Regions from separate parts of the Homo sapiens genome. Here region 1 is linked to region 2. A link is a contact called in ENCODE Hi-C or POLR2A ChIA-PET data. All regions are on one chromosome and are shown on one strand. Each heading gives the region's core, a stretch centred on a gene start or an enhancer-like site at or near the end of the contact. The rest is flanking DNA. Distances are from core to core; before and after follow the strand shown. Region 1 holds the start of DUSP23 (dual specificity phosphatase 23). Region 2 holds the start of PEX19 (peroxisomal biogenesis factor 19).

The links. Hi-C counts contacts between places; a loop is a spot of excess contacts on that map. ChIA-PET counts read pairs that join two places held with the same protein, here RNA polymerase II (POLR2A). Pooled maps may share reads with other maps.
Region 1: a loop to region 2 is called in a map of ascending aorta, with 5 times the contacts of the local background. The contact joins the promoter of DUSP23 here to the promoter of PEX19 in region 2. A Hi-C loop is called at or near these places in 1 of 168 maps with a recorded cell type or tissue (ascending aorta) and 7 of 50 pooled maps. POLR2A ChIA-PET finds 5 or more read pairs at or near these places in 1 of 52 experiments (MCF 10A).

Annotation. Positions count from the first base shown.
Region 1 is chr1:159,779,304-159,786,103 of GRCh38, reverse strand. DUSP23 (dual specificity phosphatase 23) reads right to left here and starts at 5,142. Exons shown (of 2, transcript NM_001319658.2): 1 at 4,737-5,142; 2 at 3,561-3,951. The coding sequence starts at 5,003. The coding sequence ends at 3,766. LOC101928264 (a long non-coding RNA gene) reads left to right here and starts at 6,723. Exons shown (of 3, transcript XR_922193.3): 1 at 6,723-6,800. RefSeq lists an enhancer at 4,250-4,826 and a silencer at 4,818-5,207.
Region 2 is chr1:160,283,504-160,290,225 of GRCh38, reverse strand. It overlaps PEX19 (peroxisomal biogenesis factor 19), which reads left to right and starts at 5,093. Exons shown (of 8, transcript NM_002857.4): 1 at 5,093-5,171; 2 at 6,587-6,696. The coding sequence starts at 5,102. It overlaps LOC107985219 (a long non-coding RNA gene), which reads right to left and starts at 5,861. Exons shown (of 3, transcript XR_001738265.2): 1 at 5,371-5,861; 2 at 3,865-3,909. COPA (coat protein complex I subunit alpha) reads left to right here. Exons shown (of 33, transcript NM_004371.4): 33 at 10-1,632. The coding sequence ends at 69.

The DNA.
Region 1 (6,800 bases), core at 3,893-6,392, 500 kb after region 2:
TAAAAAGGGGGAAATACATGACTTGCAGAGTTGTAAGGATAAAATAATATAACACAATGTATGTAAAACACCTGCTACATGGTAAGCACTTTGTAAATGATGGCAATTATGATCCTATAAGTAAGAAAAGTACGGTCATGACAAAATGCAAAATGCATTTGTGGTAATTGACATTGTTTTGTGACAAAGCAATCCTGTGACACCAAATTCTCAGAAAGAATGGCAGGATACAGACAGCAGAACATTTGATTTGAAGCTTGGCACACGGGTGCAGTTCATTCTGGGAAATGGTTTATGGTTTAGATCAAATCTCTGCCCCAGGTAATGTGCTCACCATTGCCCCGGGAAGACTAGGTCTTGGGGATAATGCGGGGCAGGTGGGACCTCCTCAGCCAGAGGAAGAGCAGTGATGAGCCTCCTGTGGACAGGAGCCCCAGGTGTTATGAATGGGTCAGGATGTAAGGGTGATGACCAAGTATGGCTCCAAGGGAGGTGTGTGCCAGCCTCAGTGTATGCAGTGTATGCAGGAAATAGGCCTCAGTGGCCTATTTCCCCACTCCAGTCCTCTCTAGAGCAGGACACCTATGTTGGGATACATGGCTTATGAAGCAGTCATGGAATCCAGAACCCAGAGAGCAAAAGGGCCCCAGTCAGGGAAGGATGAGGAGGAATCTTCTCAGAGAAGGTGCTTGTTAAGGTTAAGGTTTAAGGCTGGTGCTCCTTCTGACTTGCTTCCAGTTGTTTCTGCAACTGGATAATTTTCTGAAAGGGGAACCCAAGAGGTGACTACTGCAGAGCCCCAATGATATGAAGGAATGTTTTCCAGATAGAGAAGCCTCCGTTCACCAGAGAACTCTGATCACGTACCAGAGAATAAACATGAATTAAACGTAAAAAAAAATGGGGGTGGGAGTAGATGTTACTGCAGCTGTGCCCATCAGCAGCTCATTGAGAATCAAAGTCTCCTGAATATGGAAAGTTAGCGGTGTCTATCACTGTCTTGGGAAACCAGCCAGGAAAAAGGCTGACGGACCAGGGATGGCTACCAGACATTGCTTGAAAAGGTAGGAGGTTTGAGTTGGTCCTTTCTGTCCCATTAAGATGTGTGCATCCACAGGAGACATTACCAAGTATGTTCCCACCTCCACTCCCAGAGGAAATGAAAGCCAATGACTGCATCCAGTGCTTGTTGGTCTCATGCAGTTCTCAGCTGAGGCTGATTTTGCTCCCCCAGGGAACATTTGGCAATGTCTAGAGACATTTTTGTTGTCACAACTGGGGGGAGGAGGGGTATCCTACTGGCATCTAGTGAATAGAGGCCGGGCAAACTGCTAAAGATCCAACAATGCACAGACAGCCCCAACAACAAAGAATCACCCACTTTCAAACGCCAATCGTTGAGATATCCTGGTTTGAGGCGAATGTTCTTTTTAGATGGTGGCACAGATCATCTATCTCAGCGTAGAAAGGGAAGGGACATGGCTCGTCTGTTACCCCTTATTGGTAGCCATAGACATAAGAGGGCTTGGTGAGAAGACAAAAACAACTGGGAGTGGAAACGAGCCCAAAGGAAGCCACAGGCTAACCCACCAGGTAGATGGAAGGATAAGGGCAGAGTTTTTCATTTCAAGCCAACTCTTATTATTTAAAAAGCAGTTTCCTTAAGCACTTAATTATACGTGTATTTCCCTAAGGAACTCTTGAGGCAGAGGAGACTTGCTTAAATTATGGGGATGGAGGCAGTACACAGGGCTTTAATGGGGTTAGCAAAATTTTGTTTCCCTTGCAGGAGCCTTGGGAGGAAGGGAAGGGCATATTCCTCTTCCACAGTGCAGAGATGTGGGGAGGATGGAGTGACACAGGAACAGAGGCAGAAAGGGCAAGGATTGGTTGTATGGCCTAGCAGGTGAGGATCAGAGTGGAGACACGAACTTGGGGAAGCTTCATGCCTCACACCTCTCTCTCTCTCTCTCCATCCTGGTAAGCCCTCCGACTGGAGGGGAGAGGTTCAGGAAGTGGCCCATTCACACCCTTCATGCCCTACTCCCTTCACATGAAAATACACACACACCCCTTTGGAAGATGTTCTGGTTTGCATCAGAAACAGAATGGGGCCATACTATTGGGGGAGGGGTGGATGGGGGAGAGCAGGGTAGACAGAACTTTTGGTGACAGGAGGGTAAGGGTTTCAGTGCATCCTCTATTTGCATTCTCATTCCTCTGTTGCAGCTGGAATGCCTGGAATGTGTGGGTTTCTTCTCTTTGGGAGACATCCTCACTTGAGTAGGCTAGGTGGAGACTAAGCTTGAAGGAACTGATCACTCAGATTTGACAAATAAAGTTAAACTGGGGAGAGGGCATCTTATGGCCTTAGATTGGCAAGACTTCAGCTGATATCTCTTGTTTAAGGTTGAGTTGGACAGGGATGAACTGGGTGGTTAGTGGTGGAAGGGGGAAAGCAGCAGAAAGGAGGACCAGTTGGCTAGGCCTGTCTCTGGTCTATGATACAAAAGATGAGATCTACAGGGGAACCCTTGACTCCCCACTCTTCTATGTCTCCACTGGAACTGGAATGCATGTCTACAATAGCATCCATTGTCTGTGGTGGACTCTATCTGTGCCCATCTTCTCCAGCAGGCTGAGCTCCTGAGAGCAGGAATTATGTCTCATTCCACTGTGCGGCCTCCAGATCTAACAGAACTCATACAGGTACGTACAGGAACTCACATATTTTATGGTGAATTTCTATCTTATTCAGCCTGCTATTGCAGAAAAGACCACAGGCAGACCTACAGTAAAGAGTCCATTGGGCGGATATATGCCATTCTTCCCATTTCTCATAAGTCAAAAGTGTAGTGGTGCTGGCAAAACAGGGCCCAACAAGGGGGCAGAATGGGGTCCAATAGGGGATAACTGGAGATAACATCTGAGAAACATGGCCAAGATTTAGAGCCCTGGAACTCTTCATTTAATTGTTAAATATCTGCTCTGCATAACTGCCTAGATTGGCTCTGTTCTCAGGTCCTTTGGCCTGAGGTTGTGGGGCAGCAGAATGAGCCAGAGAGCCCAGATGAGCTGAGCAGCACCTGAGGTTGGTAAGAGGTGACCAGCCCTGTGGAGGTGGAGATGGTGGTTATCTGTGAGTGTGACATCCAGGCTGTCTCTACCCCCAGATAAACAAGGGTGACACGTGTGCAGCAGGTGGGCCTACACGGAGGGGCCTCCTGGCCTGTGAGCATCAGAGACCTGGGAATGCCAGGAGGCCAGGCTATTCTGGACCTGAATCCTTTTCATTGACTAGCTCCCCCAGAAAACACATCAAATATTGTCAGGGAACAGATACATAGCATTTCAGCATCTTCAAGGGATTGAAGACGTGTGTTGCTGTTCTGGCCCATCCTTCCACTTTCTAGAAGTGTTGAAGATGGGCCTCTCTGAGCTTTGCCCACCTCATCCAAAGAACAGAGATGGCCCATCTGTCTTTCCTGTATCACAGGGCTACAGTGAGGCTGAAGTAAGTTAATGTGTGGGAATGCTTTATAAAGTACCATGCAACGTGCCCTGGTTCGTAAAACTCATTTATTCAACAAAGCAGTACAAGCCTCCCCTTCAATCAGGACCTGCCTGCAGGGGTGGGCTACTTCAGTGTCTTCAGCCAATGGGAGCTAGAGGGTTTAATACTTTAGTCCACTTCCCTTCATCTCTGGCCCCATCGACAACATGGGGAAGGGGAGTGAGGGCCTGGTAGAAGGGTACTAAGGCCCCTTATTTCGTTCGCTGGTAGAACTGGAAGACTGCTTTCTCCTGCTCATAGGTCTCGATGGAGCCGGGTCGTAGTCGTCGGATTTCAGCAATGGCATCTCCTGCAGCCAAGCCCCGCTCCTTCACCAGGTAACAGGCCAGCATGGTGCCAGTGCGGCCAAAGCCCAGAGCACAGTGCACTCCCACAGCCTACGAAGAGGGGGCTCGATGGGTGCCACTCAACTCCCCCACCCACAACTGTTTCCTGCCCCTCACTTGGTTCTCCCCACAGCTCCTTCTTCTGTGCCAGGTCCAGGGCTCTGCAGCAAAGTCAGGGAGGGCTGTCCCTGCACTAGGTGGCTAGGAGGCCTCTGCACTGGCTGGTTCAAGAGCTGTCCACCTCTACACAGCCCTCCACCTGTGGTGTTCAATACAGAAGACAGTAGCCACGGCTACTGTGGCTACTGTACTCGAAATGTGGCTAGTCCAAACTGAGATGTAGTGTGAAAAACGCAACAGGGTATGAAGAGGTAGTAGAAAAAAGAATGAAAATATCTCATTAAGATCACCAAAGTTAATTTTATCTGCTTCCCTGCTTTTTAAGAATGCCGTTGCTAGAAAAATTAACATTACATGGAGCCACTTAGGTTCCATTATATTTGGACAGCTTTACTCTAGAAAATGGTAAACAGCCTCCACCTGACTTCAACCCCCACCTCTCCCAGGTGTCTGTCCACACCCTTCTCCTTCACAACTCACAGTATTAGCTGGTTTTCACTGCCTCTCCTCAAGCCCAGTTCGCACTGCTTCGCCCTCTCTTTAGTTCCTTCCGTTTAGCGCTTCCCTCCCCCGCACTGGCTTCCCAGTCTCCCGGCCCTACTGTCTGCCTCCCCGAGCCCAGTTAAGTTATCCCAGGCCCGGTCTCCCCAGCTCCGCCCGTGTCCCCCGCTGACCTTCCAGGCCCCTCCCTCCCTGCGCTGACCCCGCCCGCTGACCTCTCCCCGTGCGTTGGCCTCGTCCACGATCTGCACGAAGCGGTCGATCTGGTCGGGGGCCGGCGGGCAGAAGTCGGGGATGCGCAGGCGGTGCAGGGTGAGGCCGGGGCAGCTGTCGCTGTGAGGGGGCCCGCGCTCCGTCAGGGACACCAGGTGCCGCACGCCCAGGTCCAACAGGAACTGGTAGTGGGCGGGGAGCCGCGGCAGCGCCAGTCCCGCCAGCCGGCCCGGAAGCACCCAGGAGAAGTTGGGGGGCTGCACGCCCATCGCTGGGAAAGGGCACAGGACAGCGGGTCATGGGGGCCGAGGCTGGCCAGCCCCGCTCCGCCCACGCGTCCCCTCGCCCGCTCCGAGCCAAGTAACTCACCACCTACCTGGCCTCGGCGCCTCCCGGGCCACGTGGTCTGCAGGGCGCCGCCCTCGGGTCGCTCTGCCCAGCCGCGGGGATTGGCCCAGAACCTGGGGCGGGGCTGGAACGCGGAACCCAGTCTCTGAGCGACCGAGGGAAGCGCCGCGATCCCGCCCCGTCCGAGCAGATCACGCGGTGATTGGCTGGATCATCATAATGGGCGGGGGGTTACTTCCACGGGGTTCAACCCACTCAGCTAAGAAGGAAGACCTGGAGCGAGTTAGGAATTGTTTGCTGCGGATGGAACAACCCGGGGTCGGGCTCTGCTGCACCCTGGCGGCATGTTGCAGTCATTGCGTCACTGGCGCCTGCCCCTGCCTCCTCGCGGGCCGGCCTAGTTCTACCTCCTTCACGCTGGATGCCCTGGGGTTTAAGAGATGACAAATCGGCTTTCTCCCAGGACGAGGAGTCTCCTCTCTAATGATTGACTGGTCGTTATCAGCGACTTTTTGAACTGTTCCAGTAAGAGGGAATTACTGCTGCAAGGAGGCTATTCTCATTTTTTCATTGCTGGAACTATTAAAAACTTACCCAGGGTAATAATTATAGTAATAATAATAACCAGCACCAACTTCTCCTGTCAATCCAGTTGCTCCTCAGGACTTATTGAGCATTTATTATGTGCTAGATAGTCTTCTAAGCACTTAGCACATACTGACTCATTTAATTGCCACAGTAATCTTATAAGATAGGTGATCTAGTGAATCCCATTTTATGGATGAAAAAACAGAGGCACTGGAGAGGTTAATAAACTTGACCAAAGGATGATGACTAATGCCTCCAAAATCTTTAATAATATCGCCATTTCCTAAAGTTAAATGGAACATTGTTTTCTCTTCACATAACCCCCTCATGTCCCCAAATATTATCTGGGTTAAACGCTTGTGGGTTTTCTTAATTTTTATTAGTATTTCATATTTCTTCATTTTTCAAGGTTTCCTAGTTCTCTGGGTCACTGTCCCCTGGGCAGGCTAGAGTTGATTAGTGTTGTTCTTACTAGGTGGGGGCCCCTAGATCTGAACACCGTTTCCACTGTCATCTGACCAGTCCATATCCTCATTTGAATAATGTGCTTCTAGCGATGCAGACTAACTGTAATTATGAAAATAGTTAACCCTTATTGAATTTGTTTATGTACCAGGCCCTGTGCCAAGCGCTTTCTGGAAGAACCACATGTGAAAGGTATTTTTGTATCTTTTTTTGTACATGAATCATTGGAAGCTTAAAGAAGTTGGTTAACTTGGCCAAGGACACAGTGATCCAAGCCCAGGGCACTTGGCCATGAGGATGTATTATATTTCCTTCCCTTTGCACCCACCTATGACACACGTCTGACCATTTAAGCCTTTGGCTTCAGCAAGATGGAAAGCAATTTGTCTTCTCCTAAAGATCAAAGCCTGCTCTGACCCTGTGGGAAATACACTTACCATTTACCCAGACAATTACTTTCCCCAGGTTCCAGGAGGTGCCAAATCTCCCCTTTTTCTCCTTCCAGACAATCACAGCCCTCATTAAGCCCTTCCTGTTTGCACTCTCATTTCCTACATAAATTCCTATCAAGGTTACCAGCCCTCCCCAGTTTATTCCTTTCTCTCTTTCCCAGCCATGGCCTCTCAGCCACCAGTCACCTCTTCCCCCAACCCCCTGACCTCCCA
Region 2 (6,722 bases), core at 3,844-6,343:
TTTCCACAGGTGACAGAGATTGGCAAAGATGTGATTGGTTTAAGGATCAGTCCTCTGCAGTTTCGCTAAGGCCCCCTTTGTGTGCATGGGTCAGTCACCATATGTTCCCCCCAGAGAATGTGTCTATATCCTCCTTCTAACAGCACCTTCCCCCTGCAGCTACTCTTCAGATCTGGCTCTCTGTACCCTAAAACCTAGTATCTTTTTCTCTTCTATGGAAAATCCGAAGGTCTAAACTTGACTTTTTTGAGGTCTTCTCAACTTGACTACAGTTGTGCTCATAATTGTCCTTGCCTTTCCAGCTTAATTATTTTAAGGAACAAATGAAAACTCTGGGCTGGGTGGAGTGGCTCATACCTGTAATCCCAGCACTTTGGGAGGCTACGGTGGGCAGATCATCTGAGGCCAGGAGTTCGAGACCTGCCTGGCCAACATGGCAACACCCCGTCTCTAATAAAAATATAAAAATTAGCCTGGCATGGTAGCATGCGCCTATAGTCCCAGCTGCTCAGGAGGCTGAGGCATGAGAATCGCTTGAACCTAGGAGGTGGAGGTTGCATTCAACTGAGATCATACCACTTCATTCCAGCCTGGGTGACAGAGCAAGACTCTGTCTCAAAAAAAAAAAAAAGGAAAACTCTGTGATGGACATTTGTTTAGTAAATCCCTTCAGTATTTATCCCTCCTTTCCCCACAGCAGCTTTCTTTCCTGTCAACTAGAAAGGAGCAGGATGTAATAAATACATTTTGGTGTGACTAGGCCACACCAACTCTTAATCATCTCCCATTTTCCTTAGACATTTAAATTTCAAGGCAGGTACCCTCTGTGTACTCAGAAATTTGAAGAAGTTATTTGGTTTTCCAAAATGCACACTGCGGGTTATTGATTTGTTCTTTACAACTATTGTTCTCATATTTCTCACACTAAATAAATCTCTATGAGAGCTTCTTGACTTGGCCATTTATTTCTTGGACACTCTCATGTTCTTGTTCACCCATGCAGGCACCCCACCAAAGTACATATCTTCCTTCCAGTAATAATTTTTAATTACAAAATAAACATCCACTATTGGAAAAAAAAAAAAAAAGCTAGCCGGGCATGGTGGTGGGTGCCTGTAATCCCAGCTACTCTGGAGGCTGAGGCAGAGGATTGCTTGAACCCGGGAGGCGGAGGTTGCAGTAAGCTGAGATCGCGCCACCGCACTCCAGCCTGGGCGACAGAGTGAGACTCCATCTCAAAAAAAAAGAAAGAAAAAAAGAAGCACATGTTTTTCATAGGGTATATATGAGGACCTAAACTGCTGTGAAAATGATAGAAAGCAAGTAGCTCCCTTATTCTGTTTTTGATTGCAGCCTTTTATCTTTTGCTAATTATAGCAATATTTATTGAGCACCTGCCATGTGACTGTCACTGTTCTAGATATTTTACATGTAATATACAGATAAAAGAATAGTACTTTATATATATTACAATGATACAATGATTACATTAACAATACAATATTTTGCTTGTCATATGCTAAGAATAATTGGGTAGAGTGACATTACTGTGCCTTCGATTAAAATAAGTACTTTTTTGCGTGTTAAATTCATGTTTTCAATAAATAATAAATGCATATAGTTGAAAAATCAGTAAATATAAAAAGCTATTCTGTGACAAATCTTTCCACCCTTTCATCAGCCACCCAGTTCCTATCACCTTCCCCTAAACAGGTAACCACTGTTACCAGCTTTCTTACATCCTTCCAGAAATTTTATATATATATATATATACACACACACACATATACATGCACATGCTGATATCACTATGCCATTCTCTATCTCCTTTTATACACAAATGAAACCACACTATTTAACAATTTTGTACCTTTGTTTTTTCATTTAACATTTTTGGTATTTTCTCGTATCAATATATTAGGGAGCTTCACTTTGTTTTTTACTTCTCTTCATACTATACGTTGTATTTTTTAGCTTTATCTTAAGAGTTGCTTTTTTAAACAGCATCCCTAAACTAAGGCTGCCTTCTCAACAGAGTACATACTACTAATGAGATTGTGCCATTGCACTCCACCCTGGGGTACAAGAGCGAGACTTCGTCTCAAAAAAAAAAAAAATGTACATATTAGCCGGGAGTGGTGGCTCACGCCTGTAATCCCACCACTTTGGGAGGCCAAGGCAGGCAGATCACCTGAGGTCAGGAGTTCGAGAACAGCCTGGCCAACACGGTGAAACCCTGTTTCTACGAAAAATACAAAAATTAGCTGGGTAGGGTGGCAGGCACCTGTAATCCCAGCTACTCAGGAGGCTGAGGCAGGAGAATTGCTTGAACCCGGGAGGCGGAGGTTGCAGTGAACTGAGATCACACCATTGCACTCCAGCCTAGGGGACAAGAGCAAGACTTTGTCTTAAAAAAAAAAAAAGGCCGGGCGTGGTGGCTCACGCCTGTAATCCCAGCACTTTGGGAGGCCAAGGCAGGCGGAACACGAGGTCAGGAGATCGAGACCATCCTGGCTAACATGGTGAAACCCTGTCTCTACTAAAAATACAAGATGTGAAATAATTGTGACTCCCAGGCAAGAATTAGAATTTGTTCGATAAACTGTGGAGAACCATTAAATCCTTAAGGAACAGAGTGATATGAAAGCGTTATAAAATACTGTTATTCAACAGTATTCGCTATACATTAGAAGGGCAGAAGGAGCAGTCAGTAGGTCAGTAAATACTGAGATGAGATGTTAGGAATATTAGGAGTAAAAATAGAAAAGCAGAAAGAAGTTTAAGAAATAATGCAAAGAAAGAATCATGCTTGTTTTTGACTCCATTTTAATTATCATCTATTATCTTTTAATTAACATGCTTATATTACATTAGTTTAAAGCCAATTGACCAAGTGTAGTGGCTCACATCTATAATCCCAGTACTTTGGGAGGCCAAGGTGGGCATATCACTTGAGGTCAGGAGTTAAAGACCAGCCTGGCCAATATGGTGAAACACTGTCTCTACTAAAAATACAAAAATTAGTTGGGCATGGTGGCGCGAGCCTGCAGACCCAGCTACTCAGGTGGCTGAGACAGGAGAATCACTTGAACCCGGGAGGTGGAGGCTGCAGTGAGCCAAAATTGCACCACTGCACTCCAGCCTGGGCAACAGTGAAACTCTGTCTCAAAAAATAAAACCAATAGAGATGCCTGTTGATAGACAAGTTTTCTTTTTTTGACGTGCTTGTTACAACTATAGCCATATTGGAGATACACGTGTAAGCAGTTTGAATGAGAAAGTCTGGAATAAATTATGTTGCAGGTGTTGGAAAACAGGTTTATCAGGAAAGGATTTGATTACAGAAGTTTAGAATTGTAAAGGACTTCAAAAGTGATTAGTGGCAGAATTGGGGCTGGAATTTAGGCTTTCTAACTCACAGTTCATAATATTTTGATCCCAAAACACACTACTTGTGGTTGGAAGAAAACAGGTTTTGCAGATATGATTTTACAAGTCTGTGCCCTATCTGTGAAGGACATAGTAAGTGCTTGATCTGGTGCTTGATGCAGTACTCAAATGTGTGTTTAGGAAGCTAAGAATGAAAGTGATGAGGTGACTTAACACAGGATTTTTTTTCATTTAAAATTCTTACCTTGTATCATACTGTGTGTATATCTCATCATACCTCCGGCTCACCCCCACTTAGCTACCTTACAGCAGGGGGTGGTCCTGATTTATCTCTCTGTCCTCACTGTGCCCAGAACAAGACCTTAATAATAGGTGCTCTCTAAGTGCGAAAACAGATTTGTATGTGAAACAGTTGCTACATTCTGACATCTGAATAGAACAATTCCAAAGGAGGAAAGGGACGTCTAGAGTTACCTCTATCTGAGCATTCCCCGTGTTCACTCAGTTGGAGGTTGGGTTCTGTGTGGAGAAAAGGAGATTGTTCAGGGAAAGTAAGTCTATTACTACTGCATTCGAATTGCCCTGCTCAGTCCAAGGTACCAGAGGCTCTCTTAATAACATGGAGTTCTAAGTTCCTGGCCGGCCCTGTGTCCTTTAATCAAACAGTTCTAATAGATAATAGGAAATGAGAGATGCCACTAGATTGGGCAGACAGATGTGCCTGATTAGGGACTGCGAGAGCAAAGAGTGGCCAATGAATGCCTACTAAGTTTTAAACCCTAGCCTGGGAGTTGGGCTTTACAGCAGTGAAGACAACAGACGAAAATCTTTGCGTTCATGGTGTTTAAATTCTGCAGGGTGGGGAGCGGAGAATAAAAAAGTACGGTAGATAGTATGTCAGATACTGTTCAGTGTTAGGAAGAAAAGGAACGGGAATGGCCAAGGAAAGCGTTTCAGAAAAGATAATATTTGAGGGAAACAATGAAGTGAAGCCGGGCGCAGTGGCTCACGCCTGTAATCCCAGCACTTCGGGAGGCCGAGGTGGGCGGATCAGCTGAGGTCCGGAGTTCGAGACCAGCCTGGCCAACCAGCCTGGCCAACATGTTAAAACCCCGTCTCTACAAAAATTAGTCGGACGTGGTGTCGCGCGCCTGTCATCCCAGCTACACGGGAGGCTGAGGCAGGAAGAATCGCTTGAACCCGGGAGGCCAAGGCTGCAGTGAGCCGAGATGGCGCCACTGCATTCCAGCGTAGGCGACAGAGCAAGATTCCTTCTCAAAAAAAAATAAAAAAAAAAAAATGAAGTGAGAGAAAGTAGTATGTTATGTGCCATAATTGTCATATCAATTATATATGTTTAGATTCTGGTTATTTGTAGGCAGTTTGTCTCAATCTGGCCTACTCACAGCTCAGGAAAAAATAATGAAAGAGCTTCGCCAGGTAATTTGGGAAGTTGAAAGAAAGGAGTCCGGGCCTCTAAAACCAGACAGAAAATAACCCTATCTTATCCCTAATTCTGTTTCACAGGAGAAAAGGGAAAAATACCCAAAACACAAACACTCAAAGCTTCCTGGCCCTTTAAAAATGGCGGTTCCGCACTGGTCAACAATACCATTGGTTACCCGAGGCAGAAGAGGGCGGGAGCGAAGGGGTGGAGGGCGTGTCGGCACCGAGGAGGTCCCGCCTCCTACGGCAAGTCGGAGGTAGCAAGATGGCCGCCGCTGAGGAAGGCTGTAGTGTCGGGGCCGAAGCGGACAGGGAATTGGAGGAGCTTCTGGAAAGTAAGAGCCCATAGTGGGAAAGGCCCGAAGAGGGCACGTGTGAGGACCCATTCTGGGGGTTAAGTGAACCTGAGATATTAGGGACGGGCAGGAGAGGCTCTCCAAAGGTTAAATGGGGGCGGAGAGTCTGACCCCCGAGCCCCCCAAAAATCTCTGGGTCATCCTGCCCCACCCCGGCGACTGGAGCTGGGGAGCTCACCTGGGGTCCCTCAGTGGTCCGGATGGTGGATGTTTCCGCAGGACGGCGTTTCATGATACCTCTTCAAACTCCTCTTTAGGTTACTGAGTTCTTAAAGTTCGACTTCAGCAGCAGTAGCAGCAGCAGCAGCATTTGGTTCTTGCTGGGTAGCGAACTACGCACTCACTGATTGCTTACATTAACTCCTAGCAAGCTCGTGGCCGGTCCTTGTGTGCCTCGTCCTGTCTTCCTTAACACGAAAGACACTTTTCTCCTCCTAGTCCTTTTCTCTTTCTCTCGTTAGGCCCCTTAACAGTTCTTTCATCTTGTCAGTAGCTCAAGCGGACTCCTTTCCCTTATTTTGAGAAACTGAGGATGTGGCGATTTCAGGGGAAAGCAGTTCACCCTCCTGAAAGACGGGGGATGTTTTCTTAGCATTACTCTCCACTCCCCTGTTGACTTCCTGCCCAGAGTAGGGCCAGTGCTCTCTCCCTAGGCCTGGCGAACAGAATGGTGGTGAGGACACAGGCTTTTCAGGGCAGAGGTGAATTTGTAATCGCTTGCTCAATCACGGAGATGTGGGCAGGCAGAAAAATGAACAGAAACCCTGAGGAGTGCCAAGTGACTGTGTAAATTAGTGTACGGTTATCTGCAGAGATCAGGCCAAAGGGAGCTCTAGAAGGTTGTTGGGGAGCACTAAACTGGAGAATAAGAGAAGATAGTTTAATGCCGTACCATGGAGTCTGGTATGTAGTCCCTCAGTCTGTGCTGGTACCAGTACCAACAGGAAGCTGGGTGGGATGTCCTGTGCTTTCTCACCAAGTTATTCCTTTTAGAGCTCCAGAGTGAGTTCAGAGGGATGAGGACATCTGTGTTCTCTACTACTGTTGGGTATTTGTATGGGATTTCTAGGGAATCGTTAGGGTGTGGCAAGGGAGACACTATAGATGGAGATGTCTCTGCAGAACTTTTTAATCCTCTCCTCCCAGCTCTGAGATGGACATTTGTTCCACCTTAAGGGATTTCTTTGCCTTTGCTCACAATAAATTAGGTAATCCAGAAGGAAGTAGGAGGCTCATTGAGGGTGGTCTGGGGAGGTGGGGGACTCAAGGAGGAAAATTGAGGAAAGTTGGCAATTTGAAAAATCATATTCCTAATGCTTTGCCCAGAAACCACCCAGCCTTGCTTGCATTCTCATCTGTCGCCAACACACACACCATGTCTCTTGTCTCTGAAGGTGCTCTTGATGATTTCGATAAAGCCAAACCCTCCCCAGCACCCCCTTCTACCACCACGGCCCCTGATGCTTCGGGGCCCCAGAAGAGATCGCCAGGAGACACTGCCAAAGTATAAATTCCACCCCCTTAAGGGAT